2 separate regions of the Homo sapiens genome follow, and region 1 is linked to region 2. Evidence: chromatin loops called from intact Hi-C (ENCODE). Cell type or tissue: gastrocnemius medialis. All regions are shown on one strand.

What was found. A loop is a pair of places that touch in the nucleus more often than their neighbours do. Peaks named below come from ENCODE experiments on the same cell type or tissue, not always from the same donor. Only the 100,000 strongest peaks of a DNase experiment are listed, where the experiment ranks them.
Region 1: a loop joins it to region 2, with 4 times the contacts of the local background. A loop is called at or near these places in 1 of 110 quality-filtered maps.

Annotation. Positions count from the first base shown.
Region 1 is chr6:126,714,413-126,719,412 of GRCh38, reverse strand. The region is part of intron 3 of LOC105377992 (a long non-coding RNA gene); the gene reads right to left. It overlaps LOC105377993 (a long non-coding RNA gene), which reads left to right and starts at 2,003. Exons shown (of 3, transcript XR_001743837.2): 1 at 2,003-2,080. RefSeq lists a silencer at 138-247 and enhancers at 328-467, 478-557. In gastrocnemius medialis, no CTCF peak of the experiment used is centred here; a DNase peak (open chromatin) is centred at 2,072; H3K27ac peaks cover 2,187 bases.
Region 2 is chr6:127,119,563-127,124,562 of GRCh38, reverse strand. All of the region lies in intron 1 of RSPO3 (R-spondin 3), which reads right to left. LOC105377989 (a long non-coding RNA gene) reads left to right here. Exons shown (of 14, transcript XR_002956387.2): 4 at 2,827-5,000. Among named protein-coding and RNA genes, the nearest start is that of RSPO3, 3.4 kb to the right of the region's middle. In gastrocnemius medialis, a CTCF peak has its summit at 2,981 (motif pointing right); DNase peaks (open chromatin) are centred at 3,002, 3,322 and 3,619; H3K4me3 peaks cover 2,317 bases; H3K27ac peaks cover 4,090 bases; H3K27me3 peaks cover 859 bases.

The DNA.
Region 1 (5,000 bases), 410 kb after region 2:
ACTGGTTCATGGAAAAAAACAACTCATAAAATGAGTTTGATGGGCACAAAGAATTAACTTTGACCTTTCTTTGGCTTCAGAGGATCCAGGTCAACTTGGAGAGACTGGAAGTGTTATGACACAGGAGAGGCCAATGGGACACAGCCCCACACTCAGAAAACTGCTCCCTCTCACACAGCCAGCCAGCAACAGCCTTTCACAGTGATGTTGCTTCTCTTTCTATGTCAGGGTTAAGGTCATTTTTAGGGCACAGCGAGGAAATGTAGAGGCCCGGGCTGTCTGCACCACATCTGTGCTGTGAGAAACAGGGGGTTTCAGTTTCCAGCCTCTGAATATCACACAACCTAACCTTTACCTGCCTGCCCTCACCCTAGTACACAAAAAGCATAAAAATAAAATTAGACGTTTCAGAGTATGGACTAGCAAGGTCAAAGGTAGACATTCCTGAAACACATTAGGACCTTAGGACCTTCAGAAAAAGGTAACCGATACAGGCAGAGCCTTATTATTCAGCTATGATCATACAGTCTCCTGTTTAGTTATTTTACAGGATAAGAAAGGGTTGGGAGGTGAGTGTGTAGAAACTATATTTCAGTTACTGTTTTGGTACATATGGGGGCAGAAATCTCAGGTTATTTATAAGTATACAGGTTACTGAGGGCTGTATTTGCAAATATAACCAGTTTCTTATCATCTAGAGCTTATTCTTATATTTACTTCATTAATCACCAATCACACTTCTGGAATATAGAACAGAAGCAGTGAAATTGACATTGGAAGGGACATAAAGAGAGGAAGCATTTTACTGTGTGGTTCTGGAGCTAGTGAACTCTTAGAGAATAGGAACCCAATAATCTTACTCATAAGTATAAAAACATCATTAATAAAAGCTAGTATTGACTTAACACTTTTCCTAAGCTGTGAGCTGCCTTTTGCGCTTTCCATGTGGTACTTTGTCAATCCTCATAACATATCTGTGAGCTATTATAATTATTGGCATTTCAATATGATGAGAAAATTGGGACCGTTTCTTCATATTTAATATAATTTTTCTATATTGACCCACAAAGTAGCTGAATATTCCCAATGTGTTCATGGCATTCAAAAACAGCAAGTGCTATTGCCCATTTACAATGAAGGAAACATGTCACTAGTGGTGCTTGTGATGCCCTTGGGTTTCTCTGAGATTGTACAGATGTAAGTTCTTGATTTACTAAGCCATGCTAACTGAGAAATCTTTTAACTGAAAATAGTAATAAAGAAGGGAAAAATAACCTTTAGAAATACGACATAAATTGGTGCAGAAAGTGGTGCAGAACCAGGCTATGGGTAGGACAAGAGACAATTATCAGTGAGGTATGGTTTAAGGGGCAGTGGAAGTTTGCTTACACCAGACATTTACCTCCAGTTCAGGCTTTGCAATTAGACAAAGCTAGAATCAAACACTAATTTTATTATAGCTATTGTGACTGTCTTTGAGCAGAAGTTTAATTCGTCCAAAAGTTGCCGTGAGAATGAAGCTAGGCAATGAATGTCAATACTTTGAATGTGACAAGTCTTCCAATACATTTTGTTTCCTTTGTTCTCCTTTTCTAACTTGTCTTCCTTCCTGTGATTTAAAGTGAGGGTTTAAAATGAGGAATTTTCATATAATGAGTGATAGAAACATATGAAAGTATTAGAACCTGCCCTTGGAAGAACCACTATCTAATGTTATACTTTGTGACCTAGAAAAGGCTTTCAGCTCTTAAACATTTTCCAATCATTTAGATATTTATTCAGGCTAACAAAAATAACAAACTCAGGAATCTATACAAATAATTAGCTTGTCCAAAAATGGCACTACATTTTACATTGTATTAGGAAAGAGAAATTGCAATACCATAATATTGGTCAATGTTATTTATTATCTCTTGGTCTTTTCCTGTTTCTCACCAGGTTCCTATAAAGTTCCTGATAGTTGAAGAAAGTCAGGAGATCTTAGAAACTGACTTTCATTTATAACCTGCTGATTCACCTAGATCAGGTTACTGGGAAGAAATCCAAGTCAGACCTCCTGACCTACTCGAAACAGCATGAGGTATGCCCTGCCACTAAATCCTGATTCCTGTGTACCTCACCCTGTCACTAAATATGATTTAGAGAAACCTTTAGAAATCAGGTAAAAGGATTTAGTGCTTTACATGTAGGTTACAGCTGCTGGACTAGCTTTTATAGTAACGTAAGTAAGTAATTTATTAAATGGCTCAGTCATTAGATATACCAGGCCTTTAAAACATTCTTGTGAGGGAGGCTACTCTGGGGAGTGAGAAGATTAGCATTTCTCAGCAGCAAGTATTTTTGACAAGATTAATGAGGCACAGGGCAGAGGGATCTGTTTCCCCCTTTGTGTCTGCTCTCCTGGTTTCCTTGCCCTTTATTTGGTTGTCTTTTCCTCTGTGGCACCTGCTGTCACCGACATGGATGAGATGCCAAAACAGCATTCCTTTACTTCAACACTCTTCACACCTTCTTCTTCCCCCTTCTTTCTCCCCAGGAGTTATTCCTTTCTCCTCTTCTGGGATTGGCAAGGACATTATTTTAGTTTTCAATAAGAAATGCCTGATAGGCATTTTCACATTAGAAGAAATAAAATTAGGAACAAGATCAGAAACAGTTCTCAGTGATTCCTTTTATAAAAGGAAATCAGTTATATAGGAGATCATTTTAAAAGTACATATCTGTTCTAATACATCTTGTGTGTTCTTTCAGACCCATCACCATCTCTATGGTACCAGTTTTGCCTGTTAACAGGATATAATTTGCTTCATATACTGATCATTTGATAGAATGTGTATGTTCTCATTTTTTTTCTCATGTTCTCAGGAACAAAAGCAGGACAGACACTGCCCTGCTTTTGTAAGCTTACTTTCCTTCAAAAAGAATTATATCGTGCAGACTAATAACAAGTGTACTTTCCTTTAACAAAGTCCCCAACTTCACTTCTGTTTGTTCCTCTTCCAGCTCAATTTCCCCTTGTTGTCTTCCAATAAGTTGCCATCCTTCTTACCCACAAGTCTCCTAAGTATGTCTTTTGGTTTGACAAAACACATTTTTTACATCTTATAAAAGCTAATATAGCAGAATTTCCCATTTGTATTTTTAGCATCTGCCAACAAATGTTTGCGATGATCCCAAGCCCGAGTTATTTTTAGGTCTAAAGTAATGGCAGAGGTATTTAAAAGCTTAACAGATGGTAATATCTGTGGCTACCCAATGGGCATCCCTGGGTTGGATGAGGGCCTGGGAGTCTGGAAAGTTGGGAGATCAGCAAAAGGTACAAAAAATACCAGATTTCAGGAATTAATGAAGGTGCTTCATGTTTATTCCTGTAATTTTCTAATTTTGTAATTTTAAGTTTAAATTCTGGTACTTACTCTATCATTCTTGATTTGGCCATATGACTTAAAATAAGCAATTATGTATAAATGAGAACCATGAATTCCAAGAAATAAGTCATTTGAATTGCAGTAATCGTCCAAAGGAGCCCCAGTTTAATTTCTTAATTATTGGGCTCAGCTATGAACCTCAGTAGAGCATCTGCACATGAGGTCATTCTGGGGGTGTTCAATGAGTGCTTGGCTAAAACAAAAATGGGATTTCAAAATGTTCAAAAAGAAGATTGCTCATATGGTTATATACTCTAGGATAGAAAAAAACATTAGCAGGAAATAAAAATGACATTTTCTCACTTTCAATTATGAATAAGGCCAAGATGTAAAAAATGGGAAGGATTTAAAAGTCACAGTTTTGCAGGTACAATGTAGATTTTAAAAAGCCAGTACTAAAATGAAGTTTTGTAGCTAAATTGTGTATCTTCTCAGAATTTATTTCTTCATCTGTAAATTGTGAAAAATAGTAATAATCATTTTATAAGCCTATTGTAAAGATTGAACGAAATAATGTATCTAAAGCTCTTGAAACAACGATTAATAATTGTTAAATAATTAACTATTGTAATGCACTTAAAAAGCACTGATAACTCTCTCAGGGAATATTTTAAATTAATAAAAATAAGAAACACAGGGAGGGTAAACGGTCACTGACAAATGGAAGAGTGGGACTGGAATCGTGTTGGTAAGGATAAAGCCTGTGATGAGCTAAGAATCTGAAGAATGAAAGTACTTTAAAGTTATTTGGGGTGCAAGAATCAAGACAAGAGAGAAACAGACCAGTTGATTTGCATAGGAGGGTCTGGTGTTCAAGAATATTGTGAGATCACCCAAATCCTTAATTTTTATGTCACTCTCTCTCCCCTGTAAAATAAGGTTATTCTTACACTAGAAAAGGAAAAATAAGCATTTTAAAAAGGAAATAGAAATTCAAGACAGGTTAGAAGATTGGGAAAAAAGCCCCTAGTTGATTATGTAAATAAAATGTCTGGGTCCAGTGAAGCTTCATATTGAAAATTTTAAAATACTGTATGTGTGCCCCATTCTCCTAACACAACTTGCTTTACACACAGCAATGTCTTACACACATACTTTGATTTACCTGAAATGCCTTTCCTTAATTTTTCATGTGAGAAAATGCTATTGTTTAGACATGGATTTCCCAGCTTCCCTCGGCAGATCTAATCACTCCAGGCCACCTCCAGCTTATGCAAGCCTCTTTTTCACATTTGTTAGAATGTATTGCAGTGATAAGATTGTATGTCTCTCAGTCTCCCTGTCCCAGTTGTGACTTCTCAAGACTACAGACTGTAGATCATTTTTGTATTCTGAGATTCTTCCACAGAGTGTGGCCCATGGTTACATTCAATTAATGTTAATTTGACTGAATTTAATTTAAAGGAGAGAAATGGTTGCAGGAGGTTAGAAGTCTTGACATGGGAAGAATTTAGGGAATAAGCGAAATAATAACTACATTCAATAATTGACAGGTATTACATGAAAGAAAAAGTAACTTCAGAGGATAGAACTATGAATAGTGGATCAAAGTTAAAAAGGAAATAGCTTTTG
Region 2 (5,000 bases):
CTGTGCAATTTATGATGCAACATTTTTTCAAATTATTATTTTCAAAAAAAAAATGCCAGCACATAATGCACTGTTAGAAGAAATAGTCCTAACCAAGTCAAACATAATTTCAACACACTGTCTTGCATGATCCTTACTGTGCTCTTAAAACTGAATGATGTTTTCCTAATGGTAACCAAAGTTTTTTCTTACATTTCATGAAACACAATATCCACTCTGATGGCATTTCAAGAATTCACTACTTGGAAAATAATTTTTTTGGGGTGGGGATGGGATATGTGAGTGAATAGTGAAGAAGTAGGAAGAGAGAGATCAAGATATGTCCAAAATGAAACATTGGGATGGAGACAAAGGGGAAAAGACAATTTGGCAAATCAGTATATCTAGAATAGTTTTATTTTTTCATAGCTCATTCTTATAATTGCAGAGGTGTATTTTGGTCTTAACTCTACATAGGGCTCTGAAAACTCTACATAGTACTCTGCCAACATTGCATAGGATTCAAAAGAATTATTACAACTAAAAAAAGATTAACCATTGAACTAGAAAATATTTTAGACATTTAGTAGCAATCTGGAGATCTCTGTCCAGATTCAAATAATCTAAAATAATCAGATGTCTAATAAATTCATTTTGGAGCAATGCAGCAAGGGTTTCCCCATAATAACTGGAAAATAAAATTTTACTACACGTTGTAATTTCCATTCATTGCTTTCTGGGGACCTAATTTGTACAATATTAAATGCCAGGGAATTATTTAATGGAGAAATGACTTAGTAAAGCTTATCTATTTGCAAGTTCAAATACTCTTCATATTTCATGTTTAAAGGAATATTGAAATAACAACATTAAATCAGTTTCATACTCATTCTTACATTCTCATTACTTGAGTAACTTGGGGCTAAAAAGAAGGTATTTTAAAATTACCATTTCTAACGTTCTTGTTAAAATCCTTCTATTAAAGTAATAAACGGAATTAAAATAGTGTCACCATGGGATATTTTGAGAAACAACCCTGATAATGTAATGATGATTAAATTTGAGTTCACAAAGATGTTTTTCCTTGCATTTAGATGTTGCCACTACCGCATATGAATTTGCATTTGTCTTGATTTATACAGCTGTTACACGACGTATCAAAGAATACACTTTCTTCAGCAAATTCTATTCGTGTCTGTATCTTTAAAACACTGTTACTCTCAAAAATAAGGCAGACTGGTGAGAAACGTAGACAAGTGTGAAAAATACATTGTAGTCAATATCCAAACCAAACTTTCATTTGAAATTAATATTACAAAATGTATAGTAGAATTAAAGATTTTTCTATTTTATCAGTTAACTTGTTATTTTCCAGGATTCACAACATAATCACAAAGGGTGTGTCATAATTTCAAAGACTGGCTCAACATCTGAAACAATGTCATGAGCAATGACCAGTACATTCCAATAGTCTGTTTTTATTTTATTACCATGAAAATTATTTCCTTTTTATTCTTTCTCTCTTTCTTCAGACGTCTTTATGAAAGACTTGCGAAGTTTTATAGATTGTGCAATGAGTGCTTTTAAATTATTATGCATATAATGGCTTTTCAAAACTTGCATTTATCTAGAGTCTGAACAATTAAAACCGAGCTACTAGATGGCATCAAATAAAAAGGATGCTAAATGCCATCTGATGTTTCTAACAATAACCTTCTGGCACAGAATAATCCCATAGTATCTCCTAGATAATCAAATGATATATTCCGTTTAGAAAACTTTACTATTAGGTATTTAATTCTTTGACATTGATCACCATTATATAAAATAATGAGTTCAAAAATTTCCAGTCAAGGAGAACAGTTTATTCTCTAAACCTATTGAATAAATGATGGCCTTGAGACCATCTAATTTATTACTTAATAAACCTGATATCTTCTCTATGACCAGAATATAGAATAAAGGTGTACATAACTGTGAGATTCATGGCAGGAGACAAGTTCCACTTGCTAGATATATGGCATTATGTAGGTTACTGAGCCTCTAGTTCTCAGGCCTTTTCTTTCTAAGATGGGAAGATAAGTACCTGCTTCTTCACTTCAGTGGCTATTTCAGGGCCCAAGCAACTAATCCACGTGAAAATGTGAGGCCCCACTAAGATTCTGTGGCTATCATTATGGCAAAAAAAAAGTGCTTCTTAATGTTATTAGCACACAATCTGGAATTCAAAGGTTGAGTCATTTTTAAGAGCTGTATACCAATTCAAATAGATAAAAATTTATTGTGTATTTATTCACCCATAACTAAATAGACATTTTAAAGTACAAGGGTCTTGTCTTAAAACATTGTTTCTTTTATGAGAAGAAACACTAGTTTGTAATAACTAGGATCACTAGTTTATATCAAAGTAGAGACAAATGGAATTACAGTTGTTTTAGGGAAACAGGAGAATACTGATATGGCTTTATTTGCTATTTCTGAGGATAATGCATGATTCTTTGGACATGACAATATTTAACACTTCAAATGAATGTTCTTGTTTACAAAAAAGTTTCCTACTAAATCAAGAGAGACCATTAAATTTTTTGTAGAAGTTTTTAACACCTAATTTTCTACCTGTCATATCTTTATTGATGATTTTAAGCTTAGGAAATTGAAACTATATAACTACAGGCCAGAAGACTCCTTAAATATTCACTTAATTGTCTCTTGAAGAAACAATTAGGATAGCCAGCCTCTTTTGAAAACACGTTTGACCACATGTTTTCATTTTAAAAACTTTTCCTAGTCCTTACTTGAGAAACAGGAACTGTGAATTGAATCTTTTTGTTCGTTTTTTTCCCCCAGAGATTTCAAAACAAACGGTATATCTGAGTTTGTGCACATGCAGTTTGACCTTGAGTTTCTGGGCATTTAAAGAGGACCTCTCTACCCTCCACTCCTTCCTCCTTAAGTCATACTGCACCTGCCAAGAGTCTAGTCTGTCTCCTCCGAGGACGCAAGGGGTCGCCCCTCTACCAGGATTGCACCAGCAAACCAAGCCGCAAACGCAGACTCAAGTGCGAAGGAGCAAGAGCATCGCTGTGGGTGCTGTCTCCCAGTCCCACTCCCACAGAAAAATTGGAATTGCAACCCAGTTCCACTATTCCTTCTTTCATCCCCTCAACACAAACAGAGGTCTCCTTTGACTTGGCCTTGAGATGATTAAGGCAGGTCGAAAAGCAGTTTGCCTTTTGACTCCTCTCGGCCCAACCTAGAGGTGCATCATCCCACAGCTCCCTGAGGCAGCGCCCGGGGAAAGCTTCCTGCGCCGTGGTCCTCGCTGGGGGAGGTGGGCACAAAAGGACTACAAGCTTTCTTTCCTGTGTCTTCCTTCAGAATCAGGGGCCCCAAAACTGCAAAGCGAGACGCCTCTGACACTCAGTACCCTGTCCCTCCTTGACAAGTGTGTGGCTCCCAGCCCGGGGGTCCTCGGTGGGGGTAAAGGAGAGAGCGTGCTCTGGGACGCCCAATGGGCACGGGCTGGAAGAGCGGATGGAAAGCAGAGTGGGTTGCGCTCCAGCCCGGGCTCCCTATGCCCACTGACCCTGAGACTCAATTCCCCAGGCCAGACCCTGGGAGGAGAGGAGGCGGGGACCGCCAGGCGCGTGGACACCGCTGAACCCCAGGCCTCCCCTTCCGCGTCCGGGCCGGAATGAAAGAGTGGGTGGGGAGTTACCAGAGTACACACCATTCGGAGGCCAAGAATAATAAATCGGATGCCCTGACATATTTAGTTTGGGCTCTCCTGCCCCCTGCTAGGTGATCCTAAAGGCGGTGAGGCCCGGCCAGGGCCCCTGTCGCTCTGGCACTGCCACCTTTTTAAAAGGCAATTTTCAGGTGAATCAAACCTTGTCTGGCCGAGGCCAGCAATACAAAGGGAGCTTTCAGGGGACCCTCATGCCCAGGGGCAGGGCAGGGACAAACAGCGGCCGAGAAGCGATTACTAAATTTCCATCTCACACAAGCCGGTGTTGTGTCCTCCGCGCTGCCCCGACGTCTGCCCCGAAAGGCTTCCCGGGCGGGACGCTGGGAGAGGGATCCCCTTGGGAAACCAGGTGGGGCCGCTGGGCCTGGGCTGCACGCCGCGGAGGTGCGAGAGCCCAGAGCAGCAGCATCGCTTCCTGCCCCTCGCGAGCTCCAGGAGAAGTTTCCTCCTCCCTCTCTCCACCAGCGCCCCCAACCATAGAGCCAGGGTCGCCCCTGCTCTGAGATCTGCGAAAGGACTCCCCATGGGAACACAGACACTAGAGCAGCGAGGGCGCCAGGCTACCCTGGAGCGAGGAGAGGTGACACCTTCGCATCTGTCCCTTCATCTTGGGAAGATTCTACCTTTCAGACAGACCAACCCAGGTTGAGGCTGCCGTGGTGGTGTCCGCTTAATTCCAGCTAGGACACCGTCTTAAGAAGCCATCACAATCCAACCCTCCAAATAACAGCATTAAGGGCAGCGAGGAGGCGAATCTTTAGGGAGACCCCACTCTCTGTACGTGTGTGTCCCAGGGGACACACTTGAAAGGGCCAGAGATGGTACAGACGCTCACATGTGACAAGAGAGAACCTGGAAACTCCGCACCTCCGGCTCCCCACAGCTGGGGTTTTGCTGTCTTCAACCCTCGGGCGGGGGACGTCCGGCAGCTCTGCAAACGCGCAGACACGCGAACCCCATCGCCTCGCGCGCCCTTTGGCTCCGCTGGTGCGTGTCGGGGATGCGGCCGCGCAGGCGCTCGCTCCCTGGCTTCCTGGCCGGGTAGCGGGCGTTCGGCTACCGGAGTCCAGCCTAAGGGCCCAGCCGAGGTCTCCCCGCGCGAGGCGGTTGCGCTAGGTGAGCGGGTACCGCGGCCGCGCCTCCCTTGTCATTTACTCAGCGGTCAGAGGCATCCTGCGTCTGGGAGTCCCAAGTGCCTTCGGCTGGGTGCCCCTGTCCGATCCTCAAAAGGAAAGCACAAATCCCGGGTGCGAGTCTAACCCAGGACCGAACT